Regions from separate parts of the Mus musculus genome. Here all the other regions are linked to region 3. A link is a loop called in an ENCODE intact Hi-C map of the cell type or tissue named here. Cell type or tissue: gastrocnemius. All regions are shown on one strand. Region 1 overlaps Auh (AU RNA binding protein/enoyl-coenzyme A hydratase). Region 2 holds the start of Gm33424 (a long non-coding RNA gene). Region 3 has its middle 74 kb from the start of Gm52058. Region 4 overlaps Gm33424 (a long non-coding RNA gene). Region 5 holds the start of Gm33519 (a long non-coding RNA gene).

What was found. Hi-C counts contacts between places; a loop is a spot of excess contacts. Peaks named below come from ENCODE experiments on the same cell type or tissue, not always from the same donor. Only the 100,000 strongest peaks of a DNase experiment are listed, where the experiment ranks them.
Region 1: it touches region 3 in a loop (2.5-fold over the local background); 4 of 42 quality-filtered maps call a loop at or near these places.
Region 2: it touches region 3 in a loop (4-fold over the local background); 19 of 42 quality-filtered maps call a loop at or near these places.
Region 4: a loop joins it to region 3, with 4 times the contacts of the local background. A loop is called at or near these places in 22 of 42 quality-filtered maps.
Region 5: it touches region 3 in a loop (4-fold over the local background); 12 of 42 quality-filtered maps call a loop at or near these places.

What each region holds. Positions count from the first base shown.
Region 1 is chr13:52,830,387-52,835,386 of GRCm38, reverse strand. It overlaps Auh (AU RNA binding protein/enoyl-coenzyme A hydratase), which reads left to right. Exons shown (of 10, transcript NM_016709.2): 10 at 1-277. It overlaps Gm33315 (a long non-coding RNA gene), which reads right to left. Exons shown (of 5, transcript XR_003950688.1): 1 at 4,387-5,000; 2 at 2,526-2,755. Among named protein-coding and RNA genes, the nearest start is that of Gm33315, 3.6 kb to the right of the region's middle. In gastrocnemius, a CTCF peak has its summit at 1,976 (motif pointing left); no DNase peak of the experiment used is centred here.
Region 2 is chr13:52,984,712-52,989,711 of GRCm38, reverse strand. Gm33424 (a long non-coding RNA gene) reads right to left here and starts at 3,747. Exons shown (of 3, transcript XR_382381.4): 1 at 3,506-3,747. In gastrocnemius, no CTCF peak of the experiment used is centred here; no DNase peak of the experiment used is centred here.
Region 3 is chr13:53,093,390-53,098,389 of GRCm38, reverse strand. No RefSeq gene overlaps it. Among named protein-coding and RNA genes, the nearest start is that of Gm52058, 74 kb to the left of the region's middle. In gastrocnemius, a CTCF peak has its summit at 2,998 (motif pointing right); a DNase peak (open chromatin) is centred at 1,553; H3K27ac peaks cover 855 bases.
Region 4 is chr13:52,995,114-53,000,113 of GRCm38, reverse strand. The region is part of intron 1 of Gm33424 (a long non-coding RNA gene); the gene reads right to left. Among named protein-coding and RNA genes, the nearest start is that of Gm33424, 12 kb to the right of the region's middle. In gastrocnemius, CTCF peaks have their summits at 2,109 (motif pointing left) and 4,810 (motif pointing left); DNase peaks (open chromatin) are centred at 433 and 2,070.
Region 5 is chr13:53,017,366-53,022,365 of GRCm38, reverse strand. Gm33424 (a long non-coding RNA gene) reads right to left here. Exons shown (of 3, transcript XR_382381.4): 3 at 3,877-4,355. Gm33519 (a long non-coding RNA gene) reads left to right here and starts at 3,945. Exons shown (of 2, transcript XR_382384.3): 1 at 3,945-4,451. In gastrocnemius, a CTCF peak has its summit at 2,650 (motif pointing left); DNase peaks (open chromatin) are centred at 1,894, 2,651 and 4,153.

The DNA of each region.
Region 1 (5,000 bases), 260 kb after region 3:
GAGAGTGGGTTCTCACTACACCCGGAGCAGGCCCATCTGTACTCAAGCCACTGTGCGCCATGTCATATTTATTCAGATTTATAAAGCTAGCAATGTCCGTGGTCAAAACACGTAAAAATTAGGTATATGTTTTTAATATTTCCCGCATATCAGGCTTTGTCGTTAATTTTTTAATGTGAATAATTTATATTGCACACTCTAGGAAATAATTGATTGTATGTCTACCATGCTGCATTAAGAAAATAAAACTATTTCTGTATCCCAAAAATGTGAAGTTATACCAAATGTAGTTGCTGAGTAATTATGTACATGCGAGCATACACATGTGTGTACATAGGAACACACACATGTGCATGCACAAACACACACACACACATGTGCTACGAGCATACAAATGCCCATCGCCACCAGAGGACCTGGGTGGACAGTCTGAGGGAAACCCCTCTAGTTTCAATAAAGCCAATGGAGAGTGATTTGAGAATCCGCGTCTTGCCCCTTGCCCAACATTTCAGAACAGATTTCAGAGTAAAGTCTCTTTGCTGACCCTGCCGAGGAACCATGTGACACGGTCCCAGAACAGGGGTGAAGGGTCAGCCCATCAGTGGTTCTGCTTGGCTTCAAGCCACAGTGTCTTCGGCAGAGGTGTCCCGGGCTGGGCCTGGCTGTGCTTTCACAGAGCTTGATGCTTGCTGAAGACTGCAGTGGGCTTCCTGTCCCGCCACACACATGCATCCTGCATTCCCTTCCCTCCTACCACACACATGCATCCTGCATGCCCCTCCCTGCTGCCCTGCCCTCACATCCTCACCCTGAGCCTGCTCTGCTGTTTGGGAGTGCACCGATGTGATTCTTAAATTTCTCAAGAGAGAACAATGGCACCAGCCACCACCTCTGCCACTGAGCTGCAGATCAGAATGTCTATCCGTCTATCTGCTAGCCCAGCTAACCAGCTGACCCCCCCCCACCCCCACCATCTGATGTCAGACTGCCACACCCTTGATCTTCAGCCTGAAACCTTGGCCAGGGGGGTGACTGTCCTTTAGACTTCCCAGGGTCATGTCCTGTCTGTCCACGACACGCTGAACATCTCACAGTTATTCTAACTGAGCTGGAAATGGTACTGGTAATGGAAGAGGATGAGGATTTGGGGACCAGGTCAGCAGTTGATGATTGGTCACCACTTGGTTTCCTAACAAGTTGTGAAGCGGAGAGCAAAGTCCTATAGCAACTTAAGACAGGGAGGCAGCAGGATCAGGTGCTGGTCCTTGGTGGGTTTGCCTTCCCTGGGTTTTCTTTTGCTGCCACCCCCGAGGCCAGCCATTGTGGAGGGCTGGCTTGGACTCATAGACCTTGCCACCCAGCATGGAGTATCTGTGTACAGTCATGGTCACATCTGTTCTTTTTGTTGTATTTTTCTGTTTTGAAACAGCCTCGTGTGGCCCAGGCTGGCTTCCAAGTTGGCTGTGTAGTCAAGGATGGCCTTAAACTTGTGATATTCCTGTCCCCACCTCTAGGTGCTGGAATTGCAAGCATGCACCATACCTGGTTTTCTGTAGCATTGGGGCTGAGTCCCAGGGCTTCATGTATGCCAGGCAAGAATACCACCAATCCAACTACAGCCCTAGCACTTGAAGTAGCCGAAACTGGTGGCTAGGTCTGTATGTGTGGGCTAAAGAAGGCAGTTACCCTCCAAGAGGCAAAAGCAAACAAAGCATTTCACTTCATCTCAGCAGGAGACCTGCTGGTTCTGATGGAGGAAACCTACAGACCACAGAGGCCCCTAGTGACTGCTGGAACACTCATACTTCTAGCACTTGAGAAGCACAGGCAGGAGAATCATGCTTTAAAGGCCAGCCTTGCTCTGCCTCCCAGTTAAAAGTTCCTGCAGAGGACCCAAGCCTGGTGTCCAGCACCTCGAATGAGGTGGCTCACAGCTGCCTCTGATTCCAGCTCCAGTGGGTTCGGTGCCCCCTACTGGCCACTGTGGGCACCTGCACACATGCTCATCCATGCATGCAGACACATAAATAGTACATGATTTAGACAGGGTTTCACAATGTAGCTCTGGCTGTCTTAAAGTTCCCTGTGTAGATCAGACTGGCCCCGAATTTTACAGAATTTGCCTGCCTCTGCCTCCCTAGTGATGGGGCTAAAGGCGTGGATTTTCATGTCAGTCCCATTTTGTGTGTGTGTGTGTGTGTGTGTGTGTGTGTGTGTGTGTGTGTGATTGTGCATATGTGGATGAGTGAGGGTTATGTACAGGTGTCAGTGCCTGTAGAGACATTGGCGCTCCCTGGAGCCTGGTTTACAGGCAGTTGTGACCGACCCAATGTGGGTGCTGGGAATTGAACTCCACAAGAGCAGCAAATGCTTGTCACCCCTGAGCCAAATCTCCAGCACAAAATAAATACCAAAAAAAAAAAAGTTATAGATTTTTTTGTGGTTATCTCTTTGATTTCAAGGATCATCTCAGATTTTTGTTTTCTACACTGAAAGATCTGTTTTCTCCACCAACCAAGACTTACCCCTTTATCAAATACAGCTTGTCCGGCAGGGTCATTTCCCCAGCAGCAATGGGAAGGATGCTTTTCAGCGGTGGGGGTGTCGGTTCTTGGATCCAGGGCTTGGAGGAAACACACCCTTTCAGATAGCTTGTTTGTGCTGGCTGTGGCCCTCTCCTTTGCTTGACCTTCATGTCCACTTGGATGGCATGACCTCCACTGACTCTCATTTGGAGTCCAAAGATCCTGACAGGCTGACATTTTAAAATAATAAGTCCATTATTTGTCTACCTGACCTAGTTAAATATTAACTGACGAGTATGTCTGGTTATTGGGCTTTATCGAAAAGCCAGTTGAGATTATTTTTTTTTCATACTATGTTAAAAATAACCATGGTACACGTGTCACAAAATGAAAATGCGTGAAAGTTGCTAGTTGATAATCTAAACAAATAAGAGCTATTTTATACTAATGAAGCAGGGTGCAGATTGCGATTAGGGAACAAGGAGAGTCACGTAAATCCTGTACTCAAAATATCTGTGTTTCAAGCCCTAAAATTCCTACAGACACCCAGCTCCGTCTTGTCCCAGCTCTCCCTTCTGGAACGTTCAAAGCCCGCCTCCCCTCCCTGCCGGAGGACAGCACTTGAGCCTCAGACAGTTGGCGGTTGGTGACCGTTTTCTAAATGTTCAGGGCAACAGGAAAGCCAGGGCCTGGTAGGGAAGATTGAGGAATCCAAAGAGAGTGCACACAGACACTATGGATGCACCACCCTGTCTCTCGCTTGTTCACATTTTGAGAAGGTGGATAGGAAGGTGGCCCTTCCTTGGCAAGTGACAGATCTCTGGGGACAACTGCTCATAGGAGCCAGCATGGTTGTTCTTTGTAAAACCCTAACATAAAAAAATGGCATTGGGCTGACAGTGTGGCCAAGTGGTGGAGGCAGGCCTGAGCACACGTGCAGCCCTGGGATCAACTCCCGGCACCACAAAATACAAGTGTTGATGTGGTGCCATAAGGGTATGTTGACATGCCTGTAGAGTATGTTTACGTGTTTAAGGGTATGTTGATAGGCTAGGGTGGCACATTGTCGTTCAGAGGACTGAATTAGGAACCTACCTGGTGATTTTCAGGCCCTGTGTGACTCTCCGTGACATTCAGTCAAGGGCTCACTCTAGCCTCCTATGGTACCCAGGGGAGACCAGCACATTGTCCCAACAAGTCAGGGATTGATCCCAGAACTGGCGACTCAGCACTTTTGTGCTTGCCGGCAGCCAGATGACATAACCGCACCAAAGCTTTGCTGGGTGTGCTGTCTACACAGGGAAGCATGTCCTTTGCCCTGATCTCATGACTTGGGGAGATAAAGGAGGTGTGCTTATCGGATGGTGACAGGCAGGCAGGCGTCAGAGCTGATACTCCCGGCCCCGTATACTGCCCATGTTCTTCTCACTCTAGTGTTAAACAAATCCCTCAGGAAAAGTATGTTATCCAGTTCTAGTTAAAGAAACTGGGTCAGGAGTGGAAGCTGAGTTAGGTGTCTGTGTGTAGGACCTTGGTGCTCACAGACAGCAGAGTACTCCGAGAGATGTGTGGACACCAAGGGTTAGTTGGCCTCTGCTGTGAAGCCCAGAGTAACCTGGCCTTACACCTCACCGATCCATCACTGGGACAAGTGTCAAGCCCGAGAACCACACTGCTCAAGAAGGGACCCCATCTGTGTTCACCACCATCTGGGCTCTTTTCATCATGGCTGACATGCCTCATCTCTCCACCCCGGTCATGCTGGATGCCGTGACCAGCCCCCCTCCCCCCTCCACCCAACCTGGGACAGGATTTTATTGTGTAGCTCTGGCTAGCTTTGAAATTACAGAGATCAACTCACCTCCGCTTCTCAAATGCTGGGATGAAAGGTGTGCATCTCCATGTCCAATCTTGTATCCGGTTCTTAATGCCCTAGTCATGGGGATGATCATGGAGTCACTGGTTTTCTGAGGGCACCCAAGAACTCTAGAGCAAACTTTGGCTCCACCGATACCAAGAGCAAAGCCATAGGCCAAGCATCATTGTTTGTCAGCGGAGTCAGTACTTGCTGCTGTTTATAGAGGTCCAGGCACATTGCACCTGTCTTTATCATTGGTTCTGCCTCACAGTGGTGTTGATGGTACTGTTCATGTTTCATGTTTCAGAGGGGGACAGCTGGGCAAGGAGGGAGGCCCCACAACCATAGAGAGTTTGGGGCCATGTCTAAGAACAGAGGCCCTGGCCTAGTGGTCTAGTAGTGATGGTGGCACACTCCTTTAATTCCAGCACTTGGGAGGCAGAGGCAGGCAGATCTCTGAGTTCGAGGCCAGCCTGGTCTACAGAATAAGATTCAGGATAGACAGAGCTACATGGAGAATGATGTCTCAAAAAACCCAGGGCCCTGCAGGATGGATTGGGGCCCTTAGATGCTGCGGGGTGGGAATAAGTCTCTGCATGGCAGCTGCCCAGTCACAG
Region 2 (5,000 bases), 110 kb after region 3:
CGGGTAGTGATTCACGAGGTTAAGGTTCCAAGATGGCTGCCCTCAGAGGGCAGGTGTGAAGGCTCGGGATTGCTTGACCTAAGGGGTTCAGGGAGAGGCATGGAGGAACTTGACACAGCCCAAGTGTCCTGGCTAGTTTTTTGACAACTTGACACAAGCTGGAATCATCTGAAAGGAGGAAACCACAACTGGGAAAATTCCTCCAAAAGATCTGGGTGTTGGGCATTTTCGTATTTAGTGGTTGATGGGGGAGGTCCCTGTGGTCCCTGTGGTCTCAGCTTTGGCCAACTTACTTTAGTTACTTTTCTTGTTACCACGACAGAATGCCGGACAATACACAGTTTAAAGAAGCAAACATTCCTTTTGGGACTCGGTTTTAGAGAATACAGTCCACCGTGGCAGGAATGCATGGCGGGAATGCATGACGGACGGCAGGAGCCTGGGGGGCTGTGGTCATATCTGCTCTGTAGTCAGGAAGCAGAGAGAGTGAAACGGAAATGGACCTGCGCTAGTAAACCTCAAGGCCCACCCACGGCACCCCACTTCCTCCAGCAAGGCTCCCCTTCCTAAAGGTCCCACAACTTTCCGAAGCACGGCCACTAGCTGGAGATCGAGTGTGCAGAACCATGAGCCGACAGGACGATGCACATTGAGATGGCAGTACTACCTGGGCCACGACTCTGTCTCCAGTCAAGATGGCTTCCTACCAGAGCTTCTCCGCTCCAGCAATGCGCAACTCCAGAACTGAGCCTTCTTCCTCTGACACCCATCTACCTCTTTGTGGAGTGGCAAAGGACGGGAGTCCTCGTTATGTGGGATGCCCTGTTAGGGTGTAAGCATGTTATTGCTTCCTGGGCAGTTCCTTACCACAACCCCTGTGCAGATGAAACTGAAGCACAGGCACAGTGTGCAAGGCTCTACTGTACAGCTCCTCTGATGGGGAAATTGAGGCTTCAGGAGTCCCAGCTAAGTCCCTACAGTGTTTCTGTTATTTGTTCTCTGGTGTCAGCGGTGGAATCCAGGGCCCTCCCTGTACACGCTAGGCAAGCATTCTACCACAGAGCTCCAACCTCAGAGCCACTCCACGGGTTCTTACTGTGTAGTCAACATTCATCATTAAAATGCTCAGGTAGGGACCAGTGAGATGATGCAGTGGCTAAAGGTGCATCATCAACCCCGATGATCTAAGTTCAAGTCACAGCACCCAGACAGTAGAGAAAAAGAGTCAACTCCCACAAGCTCTCCTGGAACCTCTATGCCAATGTCATAGCACCTGATGGATGGGCGCACGAGCATGCACACACACACACACACACACACACACACACACACACACACACACACTTAATATTTTAAAATAAAATAAAGTCCAGATGCTAAAGGGCTTATCTGTCGTATATGAGGCCCTGGGTTTTCCTCAGCACTGCGTCAGCCAGGTGACATAGCTCACACCTGTAATCCCAGCATGTGGGCAGCAGGAGCAGTGGGGATCAAAAGTTCAAGGCCAGCAGACATCATGTTACATGAGACTCTGTCTCAGAACAACTAAACAAATCAGCAAATGTGCCTCACACAGCCCTGCTGTAAAATGTGCTCCCAAAGCCACTGGCTTTCCCATGTGACTTGCCCATTCAGACCTTGGACAAGGTCTAATACCTGCTGCAGACAATGACGTCATTCTCTCTTATATTTGCCATTTCATTTCATGTGTGCCTCTGTTCTCCAGGGACTGGATCAGCCCTGTCCACCCCTCCCATCACCCTCAGCATTCCCAACAAGTTCTCTGTGAGCCTCATAGCTCTCTCTTTCTCCCCAGTACTGGCCATGATATCTCAGCCACTTCCAAAACTTGAGACAAATCCCTCCCCTTCAAGAAGTGCGTCTGCTCACTGCCATGGAATGAAGGCTCTCTCCTCCGAGGATCTATCAGAACATAGACTGGGCTTTTAAGTGACTGTTATCACACTGTGAGAGCGATCTGGTTTGCTCTTAAGCCAGCATCCCCTGCATTCTCCCACTAGTCTCTATGGACCTGTCTTGGCCACATGAAACGAAGTGGCAAGAGAATGATGTCATTGTCTACAGCAGGTATTAGACCTTGTACAATGCCCAGGAATGCCCAAGACCTAACAGGAGCTCAATATGTGGAAGAATTAGTAACCTATTACCCCCCCATTTACCTCTAGGGTGAAAATTTCTTGTTATGAATGCTCACTGGTTCAGGGGAATTGAAGGGGACTGGCAGTAATAGAATTTACTGTTCATGTCTAGTCAGTCTGCTCTCTCTCTCTCTCTCTCTCTCTCTCACACACACACACACACACACACACCTGTAATTGTATGTGTACGCATGTCCTGGTTGAAGATACAGTTTCCTTGAGGAGACTGGATGCTATCTGTCTAAACAAGATCTCTCACCCAAGCTGACCTAGAACTCCCTCTCTAGCAAGGGTGACTTTGAATTCTAGCTCCTCCTGCCTCTACCTCCTGAGTGCTGGGATTTCAAGTGTGAACCATCGCAGGCAGCGGTTTGTTTCAGTGCCCGGGATCAAGCCAAGGCCTCAGGCGTTACAGACCAGCACTCTACCAAATAAGCGGCCCCTCCAACCCCACGCTGAGCTTTGAGGGAGCTGAGGGTGGGAACCTAACACATGCCAGTCTGTGCTGCAAGCCCCTTCCTAAGCAAGGGTAACATCAGCCACTGTATTCTCGAAAAACATCCTGCAATTGATATTATTATCATAAATGACTACCAAGAAGGGAAACTGAGGCAGAAAGCCATGGAGGAAAGCCTATCTCAGCAATAGTACTGTCAGTGGGGTCAGGGAGTTGAGCTGAAGACAGGGATTTCCATTTCTGTAGCCACCAGTGGGCCCTGTCGCAGCATCCTTTGGTGATAGCCAGAGCCTGATTTTTTCCATCACTCTGACAGTACACGGCCTGATAAGATGTCCCTAATTGTGTGCGTGACTGTAGCAGGTGTGACTGTCTGCAGCTGATGCCCCTGAGTGTATGTGTGTGTGTGTGTGTGTGTGTGTGTGTGAGAGAGAGAGAGAGAGAGAGAGAGAGAGAGACAGACAGACAGACAGAGAGAGACAGAGAGACAGACAGAGAGATCGACAGATTGTGGCAGGTGTGATTGTCTGCAGCTGATGCCCCTGAGTGTGTGTGTGTGTGCACGTGTGTGACTGTAGCATACGTGATTGTCTTCATGCAGCAACAGCTGAACCCTGAGCACTTCTGCAGAGTTGCTCAGAGCTGATGAAACTGGAAACTTCTCAGAAGACCAGAAGTGTGGTCAAGCACCCGGCTTCCTGGCTTCTAAGAGCCTTTGCCAGACAGAGTATTCGTCAGAACTCCCTGAAAACCAACTACAGAAGACAATTTCATCTGAGTCTGTCGTTGTGCAGTGTTAGACAGAGGCACCGTGAAGAGTTTGAAGGAGGAGGCTCCCCCTGGAGTAGCCTCTCTGCAAAGCCCACCTCTTCGATCTCCCTAACTATACCTTGGCAGGGACTGAAGCTCCAGGATCACTTCTGCCTACTTCTACTCCCTCTGGGCTGGAGGAGGGAGCAGGCCTTCAGAGACTTGAATGATCCCCTAGATGAGACTGGAGTACAGAATGTTCTAGAATCCAGGCTTCTGGTTGGCAGCCATATCTTCTTCCAGTAAAGCACTCTGGGCAGAGCGTTTAGATAAGCTTTGCACCTTCTTGGTCTGAGTTGTATGGCAGAGTGGATGTGTCATCTCTTGTTCTTAGTAAAATGGTTTTCGCTAGGACATGTTTCACAATTGTAGATTTCACATCTTTGAAAGCCAGCTAGCTCTGTTTTGGTTGTCAACGGCTGCCGCAAGGCTTGCTCCATCAACCATGTTTTGCAATGGATGCTATCAGCTGCTTCCAAAGTCCTGACCATATTTAATGGAGCCCCCCCCACCCCATCCTGACCGTTTTTAATGGAGCCCCCCCGACTCTTGCCACCTCGTGGCCTGTCTCCCTTCCTCCTACACCAACACCTACATCTCCTGTTGAATTTGAATGAGCAGAGGGACACTCAGTGCCTGACATGTACACCGTGTGCGGCTGAATTTGAAGACATGCTTCCGTTTTTTGCAATACTGTGCTTACAACACATCCCTGAGTCATTTGGAAAGCCTTTGAAATGCCTTCGAACCCTCAGCGGCTCTCCTCTGGGGCAAACCTGTGAGCAGTGTAGAGACTTTTCTTTCTTAGCTTGGGCAGAGCTATTTCAACTACCGGCTCCTGTGCATTAAAGCCATCCCTTCTCTGGGGAGCGGTATTTGACCCTCTTTTATTACTCAATTTCTTCCCCCAAAACAAAACTGCCAAATCAGTTTTTGGAGAATTAGGCCAAGAATATTTTTTTTTTTTTGTAAGTATGGATGAAGGAACTGCACAGCAAGAGCCTGGCAGGAGAGGAGGGGGTGGGGCTAGGGGACAGCAGCGATCTCTAAACTTCCTACTCCAGCTTGAAAGGAGCCAATGCCTGGTGGGATGAAGGAGTCCAAAAGTCAAAGCTGAAGTCCCATCCTAGACTGCCGGCCCCTACTGTGAAATCTAGGAGCTGTCTGCTCTTCTGCTCTGCAGATTGTAATTAAAAGATACAGGATGGAGCAGAGCAGTGGGAGCATCCGCCCACTTTTAAGCCCAGCGCTCAGGAGGCAGAGGCAGGCAGAGCTCTGTGAGTTCAAGGCCAGGCCAGTTTACAGAGCTAATGCCAGGACAGCCAAGACTACACAGAGAAACCCTGTCTTAAAAAAAAAAAAAAAAAAAAAGACATGAGATGGGGCTAAAGAAGTGGCTTACCAATTAAGGGTACTGACTGCTCTTCCAGGGGACCTGGGTTTTAATTATCAGACCCACATGGCAGCTCACAAGCAGCTGTAACTCCAGTCCCAGGGGATTGAATGTCCTCTTATGGCTTCTGTAGGCACCAGGCACACATGTGGTGCATGAACATACATGCAGACAATAATAT
Region 3 (5,000 bases):
AGAGTTTATGGGGCAGGATGGAGAAGCAGACCTTCTCTATACTAAAATATACTTAAACACACACATATATTTGTATAAACACATATATTATAGCAAACTATAATTACTGCTAAAACTTACATATGTTCATATACATATTTTCACGTATTCAGTAAGAAGATAAATTCCCTCCTAGCCATATTCATCACCATGACTTTTTAAAGGGTCATTTTCTGTAGTGGAAAAGGGTGACAGAAACGAGGTGAGGGACACAAATACAGCCCCAGAGTAAAAGCAGCAGAGATCATGAAGGTCCCTGGTGGATAGCAAGAGGGACAGATTGACAGGGAAGAGAGAGGCACCAGCCAGAGAGAGAACAAAGAACAAAAAAGGACCGACTTTATTGGAACAGGCAACTCCCATCAAAGGAATTGCAAGGACCGCGCCCACCCCATCCTCCCCGCCCTCCCCCCCCAGGTGGAAGGCCACCTGAAGACTCTGGGCCAGACTTTTAATAGGCTCCCCAGTCTTCTGGTCTCTTCCCTGGGAGGACTTGCTGTGGGGCTGATCCTCCTTTGGATAGTTCCCTCCCTCAGCTGCCCAGCTGGCTGTTAGCAGTTTGCAAGCCGATGTAACAGTTGTATCTAGGACAGGGGTCTGAAGTATCAGTAGATGATGAACAGGTCCAGGTCTGCAGAAGATTTCCAGCAAGGGTCTCAGTGCCAGAGCTGTAACGATGGCCCCCGTCAAGGGCCAAGGGTTCTGGAACTCAGGACCTGCACAGGGGCTGCCGTGTTCCAGGGCACCACTCGATGCTATTCCTGCCTGCCTGCTGCTGCTCACTGGGGTCAGATGCTGGGGGCTGGGAAGGTCGGCAGACAAAGTTTAAAAGATCTGCTTTTTTACCTAATTTTTGTTCACATGGAAGAGAAGAACCCTTGGCCAGCTAGCTACTGCTGAAGTGACCATCCTGGGTACTTTCTCAGCAATGGGAAACGAGCTAATGCGCTCAGGCGCTGAGGTAAACATTGTATGAATGCCTCTTTCTCAGCCATTAAAACAGCTGCTGTAGATGAGTGGTGTTGCTCTCCTGACAAGCAGAGGAGCCATACTTTAAGAGATTATTTTGGTTTTGGTTTTGGCTTTTCGAGACAGGGCTTCTCTGTGTAGCCCTGGCTGTCCTGGAACCCACTATGTAGATAAGGCTGGCCTCAAACTCAGAAATCCACCTGCCTCTGCCTCCTAAGTGCTGGGATTAAAGGTGTGCACCACCACTGCCAGGCCATGCTTTAAGAGTTTAGAGTTTATGGGGCGGAATGGAGATGCAAACCCTCTCTGCATAAAACAAGTTAAACAAATATATTTCTTTGCATAAACACCTATATTTACAAACTATATATTATTTATAAAACCTACATAGGTACATATGCATATTTACATGTATTTAGTAAGAGGACAAACTCCCTCCTAGCCATACTGATCTCTTCTCTTTAAAGGGTCATTTTCTGCATGTCCATGGTGTTCCGGGCTTCTCCAGTCCCCTGCGAGTACGTGTGTGAGCAGCAGGTGGCGCTAGAGTCCTCGCCACTGTCCGGTTGTATTTACTTTATGTCCAGTGAGTGTCCTTATCTGTTCTCAGGATCCACCCAGGTGGGTTCATTGAGCCAGACTCCCCATCTGTGGATTTGGAATGAAGAAAAGTGCCGAAAAAGAAACTAAAGGCTGACCAGCAATTTCCAAGCCTGATACAGGTGTGTGAAGGTCAACAGACAAGGTCCACCACAGGGACGGAATGTGTGCCCCTAACCGTACAAGACTGACTTTGCCTCCTGAATGCTAAGCATCCTCGTGCGGGAGGGAACATTGGACCGCTCGCAAGAGGCAGAAACAGGGCCCAGAGAGCAAAGCCTCTTCTAAAGAAACAGGAAGACAGTACCACGGAGTACACAGTATTCCCTGCAGTGCTAGTCACAGTACAATGAGGATGTGAAACTCTCCAGGTCAACAGAGGGTCTCCTGGGAGGGACAAAGGACAATAAGGAGGGTATGTACAATGTACAGTATTTATATGAACAGGCTAGCTAAGTTAAAACAAAACAAAACAAACAAACAAAAAACCAAGCAGCCAGCAGTGTAGAGGCTACCTCCACTAGAGTCGCAGGCTAGCCCCAGAGCCCAGGGGAAGCCCCGAAAGAACAGAGAACAGGAGTCTCTGTGGGAATTCTCTGTTGCTAATACTTCTCTCCCTTTTGTCATCCACAAAAGCAAAATAAACAAAAGCAGGGGCCCTGCTCTGGCATGGCATGTTGTGACCTGAGGAGTCTCAGGTGTGGATGGCCCTGCCTATGGTCAGGTCTCCTCCTGTGGAGGTTTGGAGGTGGGGTGGTGCTAGATAGGGGTGGGTAATGACCTACCGCTGAGAGTGTGTGGGAATGGAGCCCCCAGAAGGTGTCCCTTCTGTTACTTATGTCTGTCACCTTAAAGAGCCGCCAGCAGAAAACATCCATTGAAACGACGTGATGCTCTGAGACCTAAAAATACCCCCAATGCTCATGTGTCTTGTATCCCCCCACTGCAGCAGTGTCCAGAGGTGAACACCAAGGTGACAGAGTCGAGGGCTCCGATCTCATGCATAGATTAATTTACTGATGGAGTCGGAGCTTAACGAGATTATGAAGAGATGTTTCAAACTCAGGAGGTACACCACAGTGGGAGGCTGCAGGCTACTGAGGCCATACCCTTAGAAGAGATAGTTTGTTCCCACCTTGTTTACTTCCTGGTGAGCAGCTATGTCCTACCACACACTCCCAACGTGCTGGTCGGACTCACTATGGCCTTTGCAAATGACTGAGCCAGCCATGACAGAAGCCTCGGAAACCATGAGGCAAAATAAGCTGTCCCTCTTCTAAGTTGGTTCGCCTCGGGGATTTGTCACGGCAACGGAAAGGACTTAACACGAACCAGATGCGATCCAACACGGAAGTGAACAGGATTCGAGCTGCTGGATTTCACATAGAGGCCAGCAGAGGGAGATTTTAAACTCTCCTTCCTACCTGTAGGATTCTGTAGCAAGTGGGGGAAACCCAAAGCTGAAGGGGCGACAGATCTCTTTCCTAATCATCTGACCCAGGAAACCTGAGCTTCTAGGATGTCTAATGATGATGTACCTTACACACGTGCGCGCGCGAACACACACACACACAACTGGCATCACTGAACCTAAATTAGTCATTTGTAGGAAATTAAGAAATACCAAAGGGACCAACAGAGTCTCTTTTTCATTAAATCCACGTGCTTGCCAGAGGTGAACAGAGGTCAAAACAGACGACTGAAGGAGACAAACACTGCAAACTGAATTACGTTGATTCCGATGGTAACAAGAGTCACAAGTTGTCATTTGTATGATGAAGAAATAAACATCAAGGCGTAATTTTATGACTGGCTTGTTAGGCATGAAGTTAGTGGCCTCTGACTATGGAATCTTTGTCAAGTATTCGGGGCTGCTATCTTTCCTTTCAATTTGCAATGACTCTCAAGTGAGACCATAGGTATTTATAACTCAGTTACCACACCGTCTAAATGACGCTGATACTGTTAAGCCCCAGTTAGCTAAAAGACTTACCCTGGATGCAGTCTGTCTCTGATGACTTCTAACCATGACTTTTCTAGAGACAGTGCCTGGCGTTCCTTTCTCTTGGGGACCCTCAAGATGCTTTGTCTCACTCTACACACCTACCCCTTTAGCACGCTGAAGGGAGAGCTTTTTACCAGTCCATATGTAGAAAGCATTTACTGAATTGATGTTGATGGATTAAAATTTAAGATGTGCTTTCTGATGTAACCCTTGGGCTATGTGGACCGAATTCAGTTTCTGTTACACAGGATCTTCCTGGCCTCATTAGACTTGAGTAGGAGGCGTGGGTGGTTTTGTTTTTGTTTTTTATTTCCAGGAGCAGGTAGAGACTTACATGTCATAGTTTAATTATTTACCAATTTACCTTTTTATAACTTAAAAATTGTTTTTGGAGGCAGGATCTCCTATGTTCCAGGCTGGCTTTGAACTCGCTCTGTAGCCAAAGATGACCTTCAATCTCTGAGCCACCTGCCTCTACGTCCCAAGTGATGGCACTATAGGTGTGCACCAGCATGTCCTATTCATGCAGCGCTGGGCATCAGAGCCAGGGCTTGGTGCACACTAGACGACCAATCTACCAACTGCACTCAATCCTCACCATCACCCCATGGAATTCAGCTAACTAGGTCCACCAGTAAGTGTCCATACATACAGTGTCCTCTTCTAGAGGACGGACACTGTCTCTGGCCATGTGAACTATGAGGGTACCTTGGCCTCTGACCAGTCAGCTCCCTTCAGGTTTCTAATAAGGATAACAGGAATGGACCCGGGAGTGTTTACAAGTTATTACCAATGAAAAGAAGTGGACTTGGGCATTGTTATGCTAGGCCATGCAACCGGTGCATGGGAAATGAAGTGTGAGCTAACACCCAGACCAGGCTGCCTTGCTGTTCCTGTGATGGACCACACCATGTGGGTGAGTTGGAGTTGAGGAGGCCTCACCCGCAGCTTTTCGATATTGTGGAGACGAGGGTGCTTGCTCTTTTTAAAGCACTTTTCACTGAATCTGGAAATCACACGTTGACATTAAACAAGTCTTTCTTTTCCAATTTCTCATACTTACGTCATATTCTCTCAAATAAAAATGGCTCTCCAGACCAGAAATTCTCCATCCTGGCATCTATCCAAAAATGTTCTTTCTGCCATCCCAGTCATGACTTTGAGTTTAACACCGCCACCCGCTCCTCCTTCCTGCTCTCACAGGAGGAGCAAGTGGAAAGAAAGCATTCCTCCTGGGAGCACTTGAAATGAGTAATTCTCTGTCAAGTAAGTTGCTGGATTAATGTCACTGAAATGCAAACACTGACACTCCCTGCCACCAGGAAGCTCTAGTTTGCTCTGTTTGCATCTTAGTCAAGTTTTTTTTTTTTTTGTTTTTGTTTTTTTG
Region 4 (5,000 bases), 98 kb after region 3:
CTCAGTCACTGTTCTAATGCTGTGATGGAACACCATGACCAAGGCAACTTATGAAAGGAAGCCTTTAACTGGGGGCTTGCTGGCAATTTTAGATAATGAGTCCATGATGATTATAATGGTGGGGGAGTATGGCAAAGGACTCCTAGCACTGTACTCTGATCTCCAACGATTTTCAAAGGCATCTGACTCATGCCCTACTATGGTTTGGTCCCAGATACACGGATTTTTCTTTTCTTCTTTTTCTTTCTCACCCCAAGGCCTTCCCATGGCTGTTTCTTTTGTTTGAAACATTGTATCCAATGTCTGCTGCGACTTTCTCCTTTTCCCTGCAAGTCTCAAACCCCAGCCCCCCGTGACACACCTCTTCTGACAAGACCTCACTTCCTAATGTTCCCTGAGCAGCCCACCAACTGGGAAGTAGGCATTTACCCAAGTCCGTGTGGGAACCAGTCTCACTCAAACCACCATAGGGTAGTACCGTTGCTTGGCTGGGATCCTGGAGGAAGCAGGCAAGCCGAACAGAAACAAGTTCCTGGCTCTCTGCTTCCTGGTTGAGGATGCTCTGGGACCAGCTATGTGGAGCTCCTGCTGCCTTGACTCCCTGCGGTGCTTGAGGCGCTCTGACTGATGGTATTGGTTAAAGGTCAGGAACCAGCTTATCTTTACTCCTTGCTTCACATAGCCACCAGGCATTCAAACACCATCCACAGAATACCTGGCCGATTCTTGTCTACAGAGATTAGAAGAAAACATCCCACGGTACTGCATGGCCTCACCCCCTACAGGAGCTCCAGGGAGCACCTGGCACAACTTTTCCACACAGGAAACCCGGAGTCTCAGCATAGATAGATAGATAGATAGATAGATAGATAGATAGATAGATAGATGGAAATGGCGTCTCAGCATAGATAGATAGATAGATAGATAGATAGATAGATAGATAGATAGATAGAAAGAAATGGCGTCTGGGTAGACAAACACCAGTCTAGACCTGAAGATCAGGTGTGTTATAGCTAAATGCAGGGAAAAGGAGAAAGTCGCACCAGACATTGGATACAATGTTTCAAACAGAAGAAAGAGCCTCAGGGTGAGAAAGAAAAAGAAGAGGAAGAGAAAAATCAGTGTTTCTGGGACTAAACCATAGTAGGGCATGAGTCAGGTGCCTTTGAAAATTGCTGAGGCTCAGAGTACAGTGTTAGGTGTCCTTTACATAGACACCGTGGGAGCACCAGTCGCAGGGATGACTGGGACCCAGTTGATGTTACACTACACGGTGTCAGCGCCGAGAAAGGTTAAAGCAGCTCGGCCTGAGGTGGAAGGAAGTGGGCAGAGAGACATGCCCTCTTCATGTTCTGAAACCAGAGACCGCTTTCGTATTCACTGCTTAAATGAAGTGTGTAGTCAGTGACGTCACTGGTCACACAATCACATAAAAATCACAGACAAGACAACTGGGGCCCGGAGGAGTCAAGAAATTTTCTCAAAAATCACACAGCTTGTAAGCAGCATCAAAGCTCTAGGCCACACACTGTCCTTAGTCACACAGCACAATCTTTCTTGGTATCTCTGGTTCTAGATTAAAAAACAAAAAAACAAAACAAAACAACACCCCCCCCCACACACACACAAAGCAAACCCAGAAACTTCTTATGCATAAAAAAAAAATTCTTTTTAAACAAAGAACCAAATAGTAGATTTTCAGACTGGGTTGAGGTCCAAATTTTAGAGAATCTTATGCAATGTAACATCTATGATGTAATTCAAGAAATACAGCAGTAGACCAACTACCACTATAATAAGATGACTGCATATCAGCGAAACAAACAACCAAAGATGAGGTTAGAAGTTTGTAGGAGGATGCAGTGAGGGGTTCAGAAGGAATTGGGGTGTAGTGGGGAACAGGTATCATCAAAATACATTGTATACATGTGTGAAATTCTCAAAAAATAAATAAAATTTTTAAAAAAGCTTTGGGAGCTAGACAAATGGGTCAGCAATTAAGAACACTGGCTCCTCTTTCAGAAGATCCAAGATTTAGCTCCCAGTATCCACATGGTGGCTCACAGCCATCTGTCACTCTGGTTCCAGGGGATCTGACACCCTCTTCTGGCCTCCACAGGCACCAGGTATACACATAATGCGCATGCATCCATGCATGCAAAACACTTATACACATAAAATAAAAAATAAAACCGGGCATGGTGGTGCATGCTTTTAATCTTAGCACTCAGGGTTACTAGACAGGCAGATCTCTATGAATATCAGTTCAAGGCCAGCCTGGTCTACAAAGACAATTCAAACACAGCCAGGGCTATTACACAGAGGAACCCTGTCTCAGAAACCCAAAAATGAATGAATGAATGAATGAATGAATGAATACCTTTAATATAAGCTTTGTGTGGTATACATTTTGTTTCTCTGGGTGTGCATGTACATATGGTACTGGAGGTGAAACTCAGGTCTCTTGAATATTAGTAATTCTATATTCTATATTCAGTAGTAGCAAGTATTCCACTATTGAGCTTTGTCTCTGGGCCTTGTGTATGTGTGTGTGTTATTTAATTTGAGGAGATGTCTCACTATGTAGTTCTGATTGACCTTGAGTATATTATACAGACCAAACTGGCCTCAACTCAGCTGTCCACCTGCTGCTGCCTCCTACGTGCTAGGGTTAAAGGTGTGCACCAGCAAGCCCAGCACATGTGTGTAGTTTAACTTCTCAGAAAGTGTCTCCTGAAAGAGAAAGGCTTTGCTATGTAGATCAGGCTGGTTTGAACTAAATATTCTTCTGCCGCCACTTCTTGACCCCTGGGATTACAAGAGTGTACCATCGTGTCAGCTGTTGAACTATATAAACATTACAGAAAAATGTATAATAAATGACAGATGCTCCCTGCTTAGGACCCAGAAGGAGCCACCAAGAGCCACTGGAGATATATATACACACATATAAATAAATAAATAAATTAATAAATAAATATATATATGTATATGTATATGTATATATATTATCTGATTATAGATAGATAGATAGAGAGATACATACATACATACATACATACATACATACATACATAGATGTGGGGCAGTGAGCTGTGTACAGACAGCCTGGTCTTGGTCGAACACAGGTCTGGAACCCAGAGACCTGGTGGGCAGTGACTTCTGCCTTCATGGGATGGTAGGAGTCCGGCCACCCCTCCTGGGCCCCTGGCCCTTGTCGCAGCTACAGCCTCCCACAGCCCCCCTGTAGAGAAGTATGTGGGCCATCAGTCACATAGGCAATGCCCCAAGCTCCTGGTATCCTGTCCACTCCCACAGTTACTTGACAACAGCCAGGATAGCCCCAGCCCACTATAAAAGGAGCTGCTTGCCCCCTACTCTCTCTCTTGCCTCTCTTACCCTCTTGCACTTAGTCTTGCTCCCTTGCTCCCCTTCTCTCTGCCTTCCCTCCCCCACCCCTCCACGTGGCCATGGCCGGCCTCTGCTTCTCTACTCTCTCCCTCTCTCTGCCTTTCTACAATAAACACCTTAAAACCATGGACTGTCTCTTCTCATCAGGATCCGCTGTGCTGGAGCAATGGAACAGGTCTCCCTCTACAGAGCAGAGCATCTAACCTCCTGCGGGGAAGCCTCCCTGTGCTCCACTCCACAAGGCTGCCAGCCAAACCAAGCAGCCCACTGAGCTAGCTGTTTGAGCTAGCCAGACTCTCTCCTCCCCAAGGTAATCTGCCAGAGCTCTCCTCCTACGCTTTTCCCTTTGGCCCCGGGCCACAGTCCACCTGAGGGTCCCCACATGTTCTCAGCTCTTCTGCGACATACAGTGAAGTCTGGGATGTCCACGAGTGAGTGCCTGTAGTCCCTGGCCTCCGTGCAACCCAGGGACCCCAGAACCCGCTCTTCTGAGGTACCCAGTGGTGTATGTGGTGCCTGAGAATCTGAGCCCAACTCCGGCAGTTCCTCAGGGTCCCCAGACTCTACCTTCCTCACCCCCAGAGTGAGATCCCTGGGCTTCTCACAGTCCAATGCCTGCCCGGCAGTGGCCATCTCACCCAGGGGCCCTAGCCTCCAGCAGACCTGGGACCCTATTTTTACCCCATACAAAGATACATGGATACATACATAGATACATAGATACATACATAGATACATACAGGGATACATACATAGATACATAGATAGATATGTAAATACATAGATACATACAGGGATACATACATAGATACATACATAGTTTTGTATAGTTCTTATTGTATGTATGTATGTATGTATGTATAGATAATTCTCTTTTGCCTTTACAAATAGCCACACAGCTTTAGTGCCTGTTTACACTATACATTTCTCTTCAGCACCATTCAGATCTACTGATAATCCTTTAAGTGGAGCCAGCATCTATCTAGCTAAGAGACCACTGGTGGCAAAGGGGTGGCTTTCCATCTCTCCTCTCACAGATAACACTGCAGAAGCAGCCTTGTGTGCGTTTTTGCTCACTCGGATGATTATTTTCCGAGGCAGATTCCGAGCCACAGTTGCTAGCTCTGCCAATGTGTTCTCAGAAGTTAGTTAAGGGGTAGACTCAGTTTCACACCTGATGCTACTGCCCCAGTCACCAGAAGAATATCTATTCATTCCCCAGCATACTGCCTTGCTTGTTTACATAAAAACCACCTCAGAGCAGGAGACAGGGCTCAGTGGCTAGGAGGGCTGAGTTCAGTTCTAAGCATGCATATCAAGTAGCTCACAACTGCCTGTAACTCCAGCTCCAGGGGATCCAGCTCCCTCTTCTGGCATCTATGGGCATGCACACATATGTGGCAGGAACACACACACATAAATACATACATACATACATATGTAAATATTAAAAATAAAATTATTTTTCAAACACCTTGTTTTACTTCCATGTTTCCATTATTAATGAAGTTGCTCTGTTTCCATATATCCTTCAAAGTTCTTTGAACTTGACCTTTTCCAAACTTAATTAATTTGTATCATTTACTGAA
Region 5 (5,000 bases), 76 kb after region 3:
TCTGCCATAGCCTTATAGTGACCCTTGCACAAATTAATTCGACAGCTTTCTCTCATGGGAAAATGACTGGCCCAGGGAGTGGCACTATTAGGAGGTGTGGCCTTGTTGGAGTAGGTGTGGCCTTGCTGGAGTGGGTGTGTCACTGTGGTGTGGGCTTTAAGACTTTCACCCTAGCTGCCTGGAAGCCAATATTCTTCTAGCAGACTTCAGATGAAGATGTAGAACTCTCAGCTCCTCCTGCACCATGCCTGCCTGGATGCTGCCATGTTCCAGCCTTGATGATAATGGACTGAACCTCTGGACCTATAAGCCAGCCCCAGTTAAATGTTGCCCTTAGAAGCGTTGCCTTGGTCATGGTGTCTGTTCACAGCAGTAAACCCTAACCTTAGGAGGTTTTCTCACTTTTCTTTACTTCCTCGGTTTTCTGTAATTCTCCTTCATAAAGCTTTTTTCTCCTTTGCTTACTCCCAGGAATGTCTGCAACTTCAATCATTATTGGCACTGGACAACAAACTTAAGAGTCTCTGTCAACTTTTGATGACGTGTCTGGCACCCCATGGCCTTGGGTCCAGCACCACAGAGGTGAGAGATCCTGCCATGCTGTCTACAACCTTGTATGGCTCTCATCAGGGAAAGGAAACTTTCCAACTTACTCAACTTTCTGTACAAAAAACCCCGATGAATACCAAAACAAAACAAAGCCAAAAAACTCCAAAAACAAACAAACAGAACAACAACAAAAAAGTCAGAATAGACAAAGACTAAAACTAGCATTGGCCAATGATCCCAGGCTCATGGGAAGAAGTGGACCACTATCCCTGCTGGTGCGAACTTCTGTCTCCTCTCCAGGGTTGCCACTGTCGTGAGCTCAAGGGTGAAGGAGCCCATCATGGGCAAGCTTGGTGCTTTTCTCCTCATCAGAACCTATGCTGACTATGACAGGATCAAGCTGACACAGGCTAGAGCTGTCTGAGAACAGAGAACCACAACTGAGAAAGTGCCTCCAAAAGAGGGCCTATCGGCAAGCCCATGGGGGCATTTTCTTAATTAGTGATTGACGTGGGAGGACCCAGCCCATTGTGAGCAGTTTTACCCCTGGGCTGGTGGTCCTGGGTGGCATAAGAAAGCAGGCTGAGTAAGCCATGAGGAGCAAAGCCAGTAAGCAGCATTCTTCCATGGCCTCTGCATCAGCTCCTGTCTCCAGGTTCCTGCATTGAGTTCCAGGCCACAAGCTGTGAGAAGAAATAAACCCTTTCCTGTGCATGCTGCTTTGGTCAGGGCTGTGTGGTCAGCAGCAAAGGGCTGGTATTGAATAGAAACCCTAACTAAGACAGGGTTTTAAGTAGTCCAGGCTAGACTTGCGCTCGGTTCATAGCTAAGCATGACCTTCTCATCCTTCTGTCTCCACCCGTTGTAGCTGTGAGTGTGAACCACCATGCCTGGTCTTTTCAATGCTGGGTTCAATACCCAGGGGTTTCCATGCATGTTAGTCACTCAACCAACTCAGCTGTGTCCCCAGCCCTCCCCTCTCCAACCCCCCTAACCTTTCATGGCCTTCTGTTGCTTTCTTGTTTCTTCTTAGACATGTTCTGTGTCCTTTGGGCTCTGGGGTCAGTGTGAGTTTATTTCCTGCAATTCATGGAGAAATGTTAGGTCTAATTGTCTTTTGGATGGATTCTTCCTCTGCCTTTGTTGGTACTTCTGTAACTTTTCTGGAGGAGCCCACTGTTAATGAGGACAGTCCTGTCTGGATTGGTGACTTCCTAAGAAGTCAGTGAGATAGAGCAGGTTGCAGGGGACCAGGACTGTTGTCTGGAAGGACTTTTTCACCTGTCCGTGGGTGCAGGCCTGTGTGGTCAGCAGCCAAGCCCTGATGTCTGAGGACAGCTGGGACATAAAGGCAGTTAATGAGGCATGAGGGCGTGCCTCAGGGCAGTCAGCACACTTTGCACAAAGGCCAAGAATCTTCCCTCACCACCTGGTTACCCTGCAATGTCGGATGTGAACACCCCAGACCAGGATCTTTCACTGGACCCTAGAAAGTCCTGTTGTTGCTTGTCTTGTGACAGGGTCTGAAGTAGCCTGGGATGGCCTTGAACTCACTATATAGCCAAGGTTGACCTTTTATTCCTGATCCTCATGCCTCCGGGTTCATGTGTTGCCATATTTCATTTATGCAGGTTCTGGGAATTGAACCCAGGGCTTCCTGCAGGCTAGGAAACACTCTACCAACTGTGCTCCATCTGCAGACCCTTTAGCACATTTCCATTTAAAAAGAATAAACCATCCCTTCACCCCTCACCAACTTCAGCAGTTGGGAGAGCTGGCCCTGTCCCTCACCAGCTTCAGCACTTGCGAGAGTGGGCCCTGTACCTTGCCTGGGCAACACAGTTGAGTTGACCTTGATCAGCCCCAAGGGTGTCAGAGCAGAAAAGCCGGTCCAGCCACTCACCAGCTGCAGAACTAGGGAGAGTGCCCCCCACCCCACCCCACCCACCCCCACCCCACCCCACCCAGCCCCCCCCTGCCCCCCCCCCCGCCGCCGCCCCTGCCACCCCTTCCCCTACGCATCCTGCACTGGCATGGATGAGGGTGAGCTGGCCGGGGGCAGTGCTGGAGGGCTCCCCCTGGTGGTACAGGTGTGGATCAACTCAGCTACCACCCAGGCCCAGATCCAAGGCTAAGTTGGCCCACCCCCAAATCTACTTCATCTTTAAACTGTCGGAGCATGTGAAAGGGCCGGTCCTATAGATCTAAAGCTGCAGGATCTCTGTGGCACAGGAGAACACAGGATAACTGGGAGGAGTCCTGGTGAGGATCCAATATTGACGATATTGCAGAAGCCAGAAGCCGCGAACCAGACCGATGACTAATCGCAATGAATACTTTCAAGCAAGGATGTGTGGGCAAAAGGGTGTGCTGTGGATCACGTTGTGACACACTACAGCTTCCACGACAAGATATTTCCTATGCTTTTTTTTTTGTTTTGCTTATTTTTCATTTTTGTTTTTTATTTCCTTTTAGGGGGGAGGTTGCAGAGGCAAAGAGCACAGATACGAAGGGAGAGGGAGATGGATGGGACTGGGGTAAGCGATTTGAAACTCACGAAGAATAAAACACTTTTTAAAAATCAAAAGTAAAAATAAACCTATAAGCTGGAAATGACTCATGGAAGTTGGTTGGTGGTGACGTGTCTCTGTGTAAGCAGAAACATATTATTTGGCAGCCGTCCTTTTTAATGTATCTGGGTATTGTCCATGAAAACAGAGGAAGAGAAAGCCATCGATTATTCTTTCTCTGCTATTTATTAATTGTTCTTTTAGGCAGTTTTAACTGGGGAAGTAAATGAATTTACAATCCTGAGGTGTTTATATAAAATATTAACATACACATACTCATTTTAGGCTTGGGGATTTTTGTTTGCTTTGGGTTGGTTTGGCTTTTTGGTGGTTCTGTTTGTTTTGAGATGGGATCTCTACATGTAGCCCTAGCTGGCCTGGAACTCCCTATACAGACCAGGCTGGGCTCAAACTCACAGAGATCTACCTGCCTCTGCCTCCCAAGGGCTGGGATTAAAGGTGTACCCACATACTTATTTTTAAAATTCCAATTTGTTTGAACACTTCAACCATATAGTTGTGGACAAATAACATTTCAATTAATAAGAGAGTATCAACCCAGGTCCACACCCTTAATCACAGCACTGGATAGGTCAAGGTAGGAAGATTTCTATAAGTTGAAGGCCATCCTGGTCTACAAAATAAGTTGCAGGCCAGTTGGAGCTACATAATGAGACCCTGTCCAAAATAATCATCAACTCAATTGACATAATATAAAAGAGAGTTACTTAAAGCATGAAGAAACAAAGACACTTAATACCTGAGAACACGTTTTTATTTTTTTTTAAATCATGCATTAGAAAGTCATTGGAAAAGATCAGTTTGGGATTTCTTCAGCCACACAAAACTGACTAAAATCACAGGCAGGGATGGTTGTGTTGACAGAACCCAGCACAGCACAAGAAAGCTGCCTTCAAGAATGGTGGTGATGTCACCCTGCTGAGAAACAAGCTGGAGCAAGGCTGGGCTCCCCCTCTGATGAGGTCAGGAATGAGGAGCCGTGTTGCACATCAGGAGGTGCTTGTGCCATGGCACAGGCTGCAGCTTGCTACAGAAGCAAGCTCTGTCTTCCTCTGACCCTTGCTCTCAATCTGTTACCCAACAACGTTCAGGGCTTCCCTGATGTCATCTCATAGGGACGTTTCTCTGTGAGCAGCAGGAAGCCATTGCCTGTGTCAGACTTGGAGTTGATCCACCCACGGCCGGTTCTTTCAGATTGTCACTATCAAACTGACCCTGTGACAAGGAGGAAAACATGGGCGATGTGTGGAAACTCAAGTGCAGATTTTGGAGGGTCACAAATTAAAGAAACCAACTTCTGTGTAAGTCAAGGTGAGACCACATTCGGGGGGCAAAACTCTATAACTACATGGAGGACAGGGTTGCCCCTCCTTCCTTCTTGACACTGTCTGCAGGGCAAGCTGAAGGCCAGACTCCCCAGTCTCTGTCCAGGAAATGATATTTATGCAGAGAGGGGGCTTTTGTGGCTAGAGTGGAGGGAAGGGCCTTGGTGTGAGGAGATAATCCTGAGTTGTCTAGGTGGGACCTAAAGCTACAAGTGTCATCACTCACTCAAAGGCAGCAGAATGGCCACAGGCAGATGGGGGCAGGGATGGAGCTGGTGTGGCCAGAAACTAAGGAATGCTGGTACAGATGAGAGAACCTACAGAGAACAGAGCTGGGCGCATCCTTCAGTCCTTCCTCTCCTCCTCCTCTTCTTCTTTCCTTCTTTCTCCTCCTCCTCCTCCTCCTTCTTGTGGGGGAAGGGTTTGTTTGTGTTTGCTTTGGTTTTTTACCTAGGATCTGTCTTTATAAACGTCATATCACAGGCTGGCCTAGAACACATAATGCTCCTGTCTCCCCCAGGTCTTGATGACAGCA